Regions from separate parts of the Homo sapiens genome. Here region 2 is linked to region 1. A link is an interaction called in ENCODE POLR2A ChIA-PET data of the cell type or tissue named here. Cell type or tissue: PC-3. All regions are shown on one strand.

Region 1 (5,000 bases):
ATAGGTCCATTAACTAATATCCTTTGATGCCATCATTCAACCAGTCAAGAACCCACCTATCATCTAAGTTGCATTTCTCTACCTGTCCACAAAGACATCACTGGAGGTGTTACCAAGTGCCTTGGCAAAGAGCTTTCTTCTGTCCCCAAAGAAACACATACTCCTATTCTGGTAAAGGGCTGGGAAGATGGAAATTGATTTGAAATCAAAATGTGAAGTGAGACTACCCAACTACCTGGCTCTGGCCATGCCAGCAAACTCAGAATTTTTGTTTACGCTTGGGCTTTATTGCATGGTGCCAAACTGTCAAACACAAATAATATGTTAGCAGACAACTGTCCCCATTTGTTTTCTTAATTTGTGGGCAGACAGACATGGTATCAGGGCAACACACGGAGTTCAGCATTAGAAATTAAATAAAATGTACAGCAAAGTAATTAATACATTTTAATGATATGCACTGTCATGGTAGTGCTACATGGAAATTAAATAGGAATGAGACATTCACAAAAATTGAAATAATTTCCCTACACAGACAAAAATCCCTGGGGTAGACTTGAATAAAAAGAGGTCTGAAAAGAAGGAAGATGGGACACAGGGGAGGGAATTAGGGCCAGGTTTAGGGGTAACTTCTCCCCTTTTTTAAACCAAGAAATTCCAAGGATTATAGTGTATCTTTGTCCAAGTGTTTCCAATCCCTGGAAGTGGCTGAATTTACAAGCTAGAAATTTGGGCAGGGATCACAGAATCTAAGAATACTTGTTCAATTTAAGAGAAAATAAACTAAAGAATTAGCTCCTGGGAAACCGATTCTAGTATTATTAAGAAACTAACATGAAAAGTAAGTACCTCCATCTATTAAGGCAAGCAACAAAGCAGGCTTTCCTATGCAAGAGTTCTTTGCCAGGGATGTCGATTCAAATCACCCAGGAAGATCTTCAAAACTTCAGATGCCCCCAAACCTACCAGATCGATCTCAAGGAAAGGGGTTTAAGGGGTTTAAGCGTGTGTGTGTGTGTGTGTATATATATATATATATATTTTTTTTTTTTTTTGAGACGGAGTCTCGCTCTGTTGCCCAGGCTGGAGTGCAGTGCCACAATCTCGGCTCATTGCAAGCTCCGCCTCCCGGGTTCACGCCATTCTCCTGCCTCAGCCTCCCGAGTAGCTGGGACTACAGGCGCCGGCCACCACGCCTGGCTAAGTTTTTTGTATTTTTAGTAGAGACGGGGTTTCACCGTGTTAGCCAGGATGGTCTCAATCTCCTGACCTCATGATCCACCCGCCTCAGCCTCCCAAAGTGCTGGGATTACAGGCGTGAGCTACGGCGCCCGGCCATTTTTTTAAGACGGAGTTTCACTGTGTTGCCCAGGCTGGAGTGCAGTGGCACAATCTTGGCTCACTGCAACCTCTGCCTCCTGGGTTCAAGTGATTCTCCTGCCTCAGCCTCCCGAGTAGCTGGGACTACAGGAGCGTGCCACCATACCCGGCTAATTTTTTGTATTTTTTTTTTTAGTAGAGACAGGGTTTCACCCTGTTAGCCAGGATGGTCTCGATTTCCTGACCTTGCGATCTGCCCACCTTGGCCTCCCAAAGTGCTGGGATTAGAGGCGTGAGCCACCGCTTCCGGCCAAGCATGTGTATTTTTTAAAGCTCCCCAAGTTGTTCTAATAATCCCCCTGGTTGAAAACCATTATGTGTATAGATTTTGTACATAGAGATAGTTAGAAATTGCAGCCAGAGAGAGAAAAGATTGGGGAAGTCAAAATGACTTATGTACGTAGGATACATAAAATGCTAGAATCTCAAAATGCATAATAAAGTTTAATCAGATTGCTTTCCTAACACCCATCACTTAGGGAAAATGTGAGCAAGTTTTCCTTCTGAAACTGACCACTCAGGTTGTGTTTTATTTCTCTCCCAGAAAGGGGTAAGATATCAGGAACAATTGAGCATTTTATTTTCCAATTGGGAAAGTAGCAATTCTTCTCTAACATTTTATTTTCCCAAGCTGATGTTATGAAGAAAGTACTGCAGTGAAGTCCTGTTGTGTGATCTGGAGCCAATCACCTCACTAGGCCTCAGTTCCCCTACTAGAGAAGCCAGAGCAGGCCAGGGGTGGTGGCTCACGCCTGTAATCCCAACACTTTGGGAGGCTGAGGCCGGCAGATCACGTGATGTCAGGAGTTTGAGACCAGCCTGGCCAACGTGGTGAAACCCTGCCTCTACTAAAAATACAAAAATGAACCGGGTGTGGTGGTGGGTGCCTGTAATTTCAGCTACTCGAGAGGTTGAGGCAGGAGAATTGCTTGAACCTGGGAGGCGGAGGTTGCAGTGAGCAGAGATTACACTATTGCGCTCCAGCCTGGGCAACAGAGCCAGACTCTGTCTCAAAAAAAAAAAAAAAAAAAAAAAAGGAAAAGAAAAAAGAAAAGCCAGAGCACTAGATAAGATCTCTAAATGTCCACCCAACCCTAAAGCTTTCCGACTTTCCAATTCTGAAACTCCCAAATAAGAAAAAATGTAAATGAAAAACAGGAATTCAAACTGAATAGCCCAGTCAACCAGAGTGGTGGGCAATTGGCTGGCTGTGAGGTGCACAGGAGCCGGATGCCCCAGAGTAGAGCGTGTTATTGTTCTCAACCACACAGTCTCCCTCCCTGGTAGAGGATGGCACATCACCCACTGCCATGGGAAGCCTTGCAAAGAGAGTAACATTTCCTGGTTCTAATGACAGGAAGTTTGGCTGTATGACTTGTTTTGGCCAATGGAACCCGAGCAGAAGTGACATATGGCACATCGAAGAGAAGTCTTAGAGCCCCTGAATGTTGCTGAGCCCTCTTGCTCTTTTTCCTATGCCACCAGAATAGAGATTACTGAAGACATCCTGGTTCTCAAAATGAGATGATGCGCAGAGCAAAATCACAGCCATAGCAGAACTGCAGGTGACATATGTATGTGAACAAGAAATACCTTTTTCATTCAAACCACTGGGATCTTGGGGTTATTTGATTAGCTCAGTCTTACTTAGAGGAAGCTGGCTGACTCATCACCCTTCACTGGGCATATGTGATACAAAGAATGACAGGGATGGCTTGACCGACACACACCCTCAGAATGAGAGCTCCTGGCAGCAGAAGCCTTGCCATTTCAAAAGAACCATGGACACCAATGATACACAACTATCCAAATATGTAGTGCCAGCTGCTTCCCACAGGAATTTGGGGCTGGCATGACACAGTTGTCATGGCCATGCCCCTCATTCACCATATCTCCAGTTAGAATTCAATCGGCCAAAGGAGGACTCTGGACTCATCATCTGGAAAACCCAGGCCACTCCTTAATTACTGAATCCTCTAAGTTGCAGACTTTGGTCCTATCCCTGGAGCCAAGTCATGTGACCTTGAATCTCAATTCGGAGAGGTCATCGCCATGGGCCAGACTGTGTTCATATTTCTTGTGGTTGCTGCTCTGAATCAAAACACAAGTCATTTAAAAATTTCTCCCAGAACAAATGAACTCTCTAGCTCAGTCTGAGAAACACTGGAGTCAATAATCTGTAATAGAGGAATCTGAAAGCATTACCTAATCTGGACATAATTTTCCTCACCATTTCACAGGTGGGTACCATATCTACCGGCAACACACATCAACCTGATGCAGCAAATTAGGGCAGGAAAAAGAGATGAATTTTCCAAGTGAAATGCCAGGACAATTTAGGTAAGACGAACATGGTTAGTCTTACCTAAACCTGCCCCTGTTTATCAGTCTTTGTCCAGAGAGCAATGTGCCTGTGACTTTAAGAGAAAAAATCCCAGAGAACTAATTAGATTTACAGTCTGTGAACACAGTCAAAATAAAAAGCTCAAATCTATTTTTTTCTCATACAGCCTGAGGGCAATAGCCAAAAGAAATTACTATTAAGTGTGAGTAATGCAAAACACATTGTGCGAATTTCAATCTGAGATGTGTGAATCTAATATACAACTGCAAATTAGGAAGCACCTTTTGAGTTTCAAAATAGGCTCAGTTCACAAGTGGAACAAATTCTACCTCATAGACAACTTCAAGATGGGCTAAGACCAGATGTGGGCCTGGAAAAATGGAGGGAAATGTAGCACTGAAAAGATATTGTGACCGGCAGCTGTATCATCATCCACGGCAGGTAAATATTAAAGCACTGAGAGGAATGCTTTTGCCAAGTCAGCATGGCTGCAGGACCTGCTGCTGTGGGGCAGCCACCTTCCCTCTTGAGAAAGCAAGCAAAGCAGTTTTATCAGGGACTCAGTAAACAGAAATCAGCCGGGTGCAGTGGCTCACGCCTGCAACCCCAGCACTTTGGGAGGCCAAGGCATGCAGATCACCCGAGGTCAGGAGTTTGAGACCAGCCTGGCCAACGTGGTGAAACCCCATCTCTACAAAAATTAGCCGTGTGTGATGGTGGGTGCCTGTAATCCTAGCTACTCGGGAGGCTGAGGCGGGAGAATCGCTCAAAACAGGGAGGCAGAGGTTGCAGTGAGCTGAGATCGCACCATCGCACTCCAGCCTGGGCAACAGAGTGAGACTCCATCTCAAAACAAAATAAAACAAAACAAAACAAAGCAAAGCAAAAAACAGAAATCAATATAAGGCACCTTCAAGCTACAAAATATGAAAGAAAATTGAATTTTGTATGCATCTTGATCATGTCCACAGACTAGACAATGACTTTGCTCCAGATTACTGCTTAGGAGCTGATTTTGAATCCCAGCTCTGTTGTCATCATGCAGTGAATTCAGTTTTTCCTATCAGTGCTCTTCGGAACTGCTTTGCATACAGGGTCCTAGTGAAGAAAGGAGGTTTTTTTTTTTTTTTTTTTTTTTTGTATGCTAAGGTTCTCATTTCCCATCGGGGATTTGAGCACCTACAACTTGCAAAACCCTGTGGAGGAGGCAACAATGAGAGCGCTCCTCGTCCTCACAGAGCTCTCCATCAACAGCTGTCAAAGAAATCATGCTAAG
Region 2 (5,000 bases), 480 kb before region 1:
TGCTGGTTCAAGTTGTTGTTGAAAAAGCCAAACTCTGTAAAATAATTTGAAGGGAATTATTCTGAGCGAAATGTGAGGACCATGACCCGTGACATACAGCTCCAGGAGGTCCTAAGAACATGTGCCCAAGGTGGTAGGGTTCTAGCTTGATTTCCTACATTTTAGGGAAAGAGAAGTTATAGGCAGACATCATTCAATACATGTAAGGTGTACGTTGGTTCGGTCTGGAAAGACAGGACAACTTGGAGCAGGGGCTTACAGGTCACAGGTAGATTCAAAGAGTTCCTGATTGGCAATTGGTCGAGAGAATTAAGTTATTATCTAAAGACCTGGAATCAATAGAAAGGAGTGTCTCGGTTAAGATAAAGGGTTGTGGAGACCAAAGTTCTTATTCTGTAAAGTCCTATAGGTAGCTGCCCTTAGAGGCAATAGATGGCAAATGCTTCCTACTCAGACTTTTCAAAGATGCTAGACTCTCAGCTAATCTCTCCAGGATCAGAAAAAGACCTGGAAAGGGGAGAATGTAAATTTCCCCAAGAGACAGCTTTGCAGTGCCGTTTCAAAATATGTCCAAGAAATACATTTAAAGGGAAAATACTTTGATTTTTTTCAGGGCCTGCTATCTGTCATGTGATGTTATGCTAGAGTCAGGTTGGAATTTGGTAACTTATTGCTACCAAGAGTCTGTTTCGTTAATCTTAAGATCTTTGTTTTAATTTAATGCTGGTCAGTTGTTCCTGAATTCCAAAGGCAGGAGAGTATAATGAAGCGTATCTAACCACTGCCCCCCTTCCCATCATGGCCTAAACTAGTTTTTCAGGTTTACTTTGGAATCCCCTTGGCTGAGAGGAGAGGTCCATTGAGTCAGTTGGGGGGCCTTATATTTTATTTTTGGTTTACAGGGTGCTATTTGTACAGAGTCCTCCGTATTTTCAAGGTGTGTAGCATGTTTAAGACCGTTATCTCTTGCCTCATCTTAAAGGTCCAGGAAAGGCAGCAGCACCAATGAAATGGGTATGGCATTTTAAGGAGGAAAAGCTGCTCCCTTCACCCCACCAGGGAAAGAAACAAGCCCCTTAGCTGGGACTCAGTGGAGTCCTTACAGAGCAGGTGTTCTTGCCACTGGGGCAAAAATACAAGTGCTCCAGGGTTCCTTGCTCATGGGAAAGTTGCCCATCACTTCCAGAGCCAAAGGCAGGTACCTCTTTGCCATTCATGCTCTCCCAAAGGGATCCCTGGCTTCCTGCTGAGAAGCAAGTCTCAAAATTCAGTATGCAAAAGGGCTATCTAGGCTGGGTGTGGTGGCTCATGCCTGTAATCCCAGCACTTTGGGAGGCCAAGGCGGGTGGATCACCTGAGGGCAGGAGTTCGAGGCCAGCCTGACCAACATGGCGAAACCCTGTCTCTACTAAAAATACAAAAAATTAGCCGGGCGTTGTGGTGGGTACCTGTAATCCCAGCTACTTGGGAGGCTGAGGCAGGAGAATTGCTTGAACCTGGGAGGGAGAGGTTGCAGTGAGCTGAGATTGCACCATTGCACTCCAGCCTGGGCAACAGAGTGAGACTGTCTCACAAAAAAAGGTGGGATGGGGGGCTCTCTAATCCACTTCCAGGGGTCTTAATTCAATGAGTCCCATAAAGCCACATTTTAAACAAGCACCCAGGTGATGTCAATAGAGGGCATCTCCAACTGCCAAATGCTAGCCACCTGGTGGCATGGTCTCCCGTTATCTCCAGGCTTCTTGGCTCCAAAGACAAGTGCTCTTCACACTACCCCATAGGTTGCATGCAGACTGCTCCACCTGGTTCCCAGGTATGAAGAGTCCAATGAAAGTCCAGGGGATCGAGGAGAGGGAGGAGCCATAGAACCTGGAGGCCAGATGGAGCACTCTACACGCATCCTGTGGGCAGCATGAAGAGCCCCTGGTCAAACCTGAGGACAGAGAGGACAAAACCAGTCTCACCTTGACCGAAGTCACCCCAGAGGAGCCATTGGTTTGAAGGCCTGAGTAAGAGAAGGATCCAATGTCACCAACAATTGTCCCACCACCATAGGTTAACCCTGAAGGTCAAGCCTTCTAAAACTCCCTCTGCTTTATTCATGATCAACATTACATTAACTATATTAAATACTACAGGTAGTACATAATGAGTGTGGAATCAAAAGGAAGCCAGGCTAAACTCGTTCATAAAAAGTGCAATTTCCTCCTCTTTTTCCCCAAGGGGAACATATAGAAAGGTTTTGGTCTGGCTCTGCCAATCCTGGATTTGCCTTCTGCTTGGGCTTTCCTCAGACAGTGCATGTCTGCACCTTGAGGGACATAATATACATTTGATATTGCTTAATAAACTTTTACTCTGTGCCACAAAGTGGGGACCCTCCTTGTGGGAGGCAACAGCATGTGTGAAGACCCTGGATAAGACAGTGCTCTGATCACTTGCTCCTGAAAGTCTGTGGGGTTCACGGACTAGCAGCATCACCCGGAGCATGTTAGAAACACAGATTCTCAGCCCTCACTTCCCAAATCAGAATCTGCATTTAACAAGATGTCCAGGTGACTTGTATGAGCATGAAAAATTGAGAAGCTCTGCTTTCTTTCTCACAAACCCCTGCAAGCTCAGATTCACGGAGGCTTAAAAGGGTTACATAACTTTGGTTCCTAAAGTAATATACTTCTGGATTTTGTCTTTATGGTACGTGTGCCTCAGCCCATGCCTTTTCTTTTTCTTGTAAAGACAAGTATACAGATTTCTATTAATAAATGAATTCCAAATTAAAGTGATTTCTGAAGTCAGAGCTGGCTGTGCACTGCTGCACTCTAGTGGGGAAGATCTGGAATTGCAGGTAAATGCTGACTCCCATGCAATTCAGAAGGAATTCCTGTTAGCCAAGCCTCCTGGACTCCTCAAGGGAGTCTTTAAAAATCGTAAGCACACTTCTTACACCTCACATGCCTCATACCTAAACTGTGTCTGGGTTAATAAAATGGCTTTCAGACCTCAGGTACCTGCTGATCAGTGTTAACTTTGGACTGAAGGAACAGTCACAGTCAATGTTTCTTACTGTAGCCTTTGGGCATAAGCATTTGGCTCTCTCCGGTCCCTGCCACCTGTGAGGCTATACATGTCTCTGGTACATCAGCCTCTGCTACTCAGGGTCCTCAGCTCCATAGCAAGGGCCACTTGAGAATGACCCCTGCATTTTCAGGCTTTGACCATGGGAGAAAGCAAAATAAGAGAAATGGTTTTGCCTCACTGCCTGGGCTTGGCTGAAGTGAAGATGACTGCTTAGGCATTTCAAGGGGAATCCTCGGGGACTCTTTCCCAGGATAATTTTCAACACCCACCCCAGGGTCCCCTGGCTACCTCCCCGACCTGCCCAGCCAGAAGCAACCTCTCCTATTCCTGAGTGCTTGAAGTTCTTTGTCCTCAGCTCCTTGCACCCAGAGGTACCAGATTTACCACGAGTAATGCGAGAAGGCAGTAATCGTTCCTGCCTGCTGTCCTGTGCTTGGCAGTAAGCCTATGGGGAGCAGGGATCATCTTTGGTCACTCGGGGCAGGAGTCAATGATGTACAGAATCCTAGAGACACATTTTGTAAATGGCCAAGTCTATCCCCTTATTAAACTGCAGCCACCAGCACGCCCAGCCATAGAACTGTAAGGCCTGCAATCGCTGACACCGTGGTTGGAGGCCTCCTCTGTTGGGGAAAGCCAGTCCTCTACACTGCTCTAAATATTTGTGCATCTCCTGCCAAAGTGCTCAAGGCTGATAGGGGGTGAGTGCCCAGGATGGAGCCACCGGCTAAACTGTGACAAGATGACAGTCTTCCAGACTTGTGGCCCAACATTTCATCCAGAATAAAGCATATCTGAGATTTTACTGTCTCCCTGAAGAACAATCACATGGAGTGTGATTGATTGGTTGAAGTGTGAGCTATAAGCTGGCATGGGGCAGGCCTCACATCAGCTTCAGAGCTGGAGCTCTTGGGCCTCAACCATCAGTCCACACTAATGCCATTCTCCTGGGCTTCCCAGCTGTCCTATCGAAGAGTGAGGAACCCCGTGGACTTCCCTATTCTGGACTCTGGATTTTAAACACCTTCCTGTGGCTTTAAGGAATGTCCTTCAGTCTGAATACAGTCTTGCTTAGTCTGGGTTTCTTTTGACTGTGAGCACTCTTGGAATAGTGTAAGTCGTTGTCAGGAAGCAACAGGGAAGAAAGAGGCTTGTCGACAAAACCATCAGTGTCAGATGTAGAAACTGCTGCTGTGGGAAGTGAGCCTGGAAGACCTGTCTTGAGTCTTAACTCTGTCTTTTACTAGTGTGAGTCCCTGGACAAATCTTTTACTCAGCCTTCAGTTTCCTCATCTGCAAAATAAAGACAATAATAACTATCTCACAGGGCTTCTTTGAAGAATAAATGAGAAAACGTAAATGACATTGCCTCCTGCACATTAGGCAAATGTTTGCAGGATCTGGAACCTGGCTGTTTATCACTGTGTAGAACATGGATCAGGAAGGATCCATCTTGAAGTCAGTCCCCAAGGGCTGATTTCCTGGAGCTCCATGTGGATATCATTTGAAGGCCATTTGACCCAAAGGGTGATTGTATTCTGATGTCTTTACAGGAGATCCTTGTGCAAGGCAGAGCATGAACTCCCTCAAAGAGAGTCAGCAGGAGACTCATGGAAACTCAAAAGGAACCATATAAATTCCTTCTTGCCAAGCTTTTTCTAAACACAGAAACCCCTTAATTGGTCTGAATCTCATGTAAACCGATAAAAGGCAAACTATTGGTCATGCCCAGCTCTTAGGGTCTCTGTGGTGGGTGTTGTTGGGAGCAGATTAGAACTCCCTGCAGCCTGGCTACCAGGTTTTAGTTAAAGCAAATCTCAGATCAAATTCTGCTACATGTTTGCTTTTTAAAAGCCAAACATTTATGAAAAAGGAGGCATAAAAGATTTCATACAATCTGTTTTGTAAGTTTGTTGATGTCT

Evidence for each region. Peaks named below come from ENCODE experiments on the same cell type or tissue, not always from the same donor. Only the 100,000 strongest peaks of a DNase experiment are listed, where the experiment ranks them.
Region 2: POLR2A ChIA-PET joins it to region 1 with 23 read pairs; 1 of 35 experiments calls an interaction of 5 or more read pairs at or near these places.

The regions. Positions count from the first base shown.
Region 1 is chr13:30,188,616-30,193,615 of GRCh38, forward strand. No RefSeq gene overlaps it. Among named protein-coding and RNA genes, the nearest start is that of LINC00385, 37 kb to the left of the region's middle. In PC-3, no CTCF peak of the experiment used is centred here; a DNase peak (open chromatin) is centred at 3,046.
Region 2 is chr13:29,711,210-29,716,209 of GRCh38, forward strand. No RefSeq gene overlaps it. Among named protein-coding and RNA genes, the nearest start is that of SLC7A1, 120 kb to the left of the region's middle. In PC-3, a CTCF peak has its summit at 2,817; a DNase peak (open chromatin) is centred at 2,842; H3K27me3 peaks cover 2,463 bases.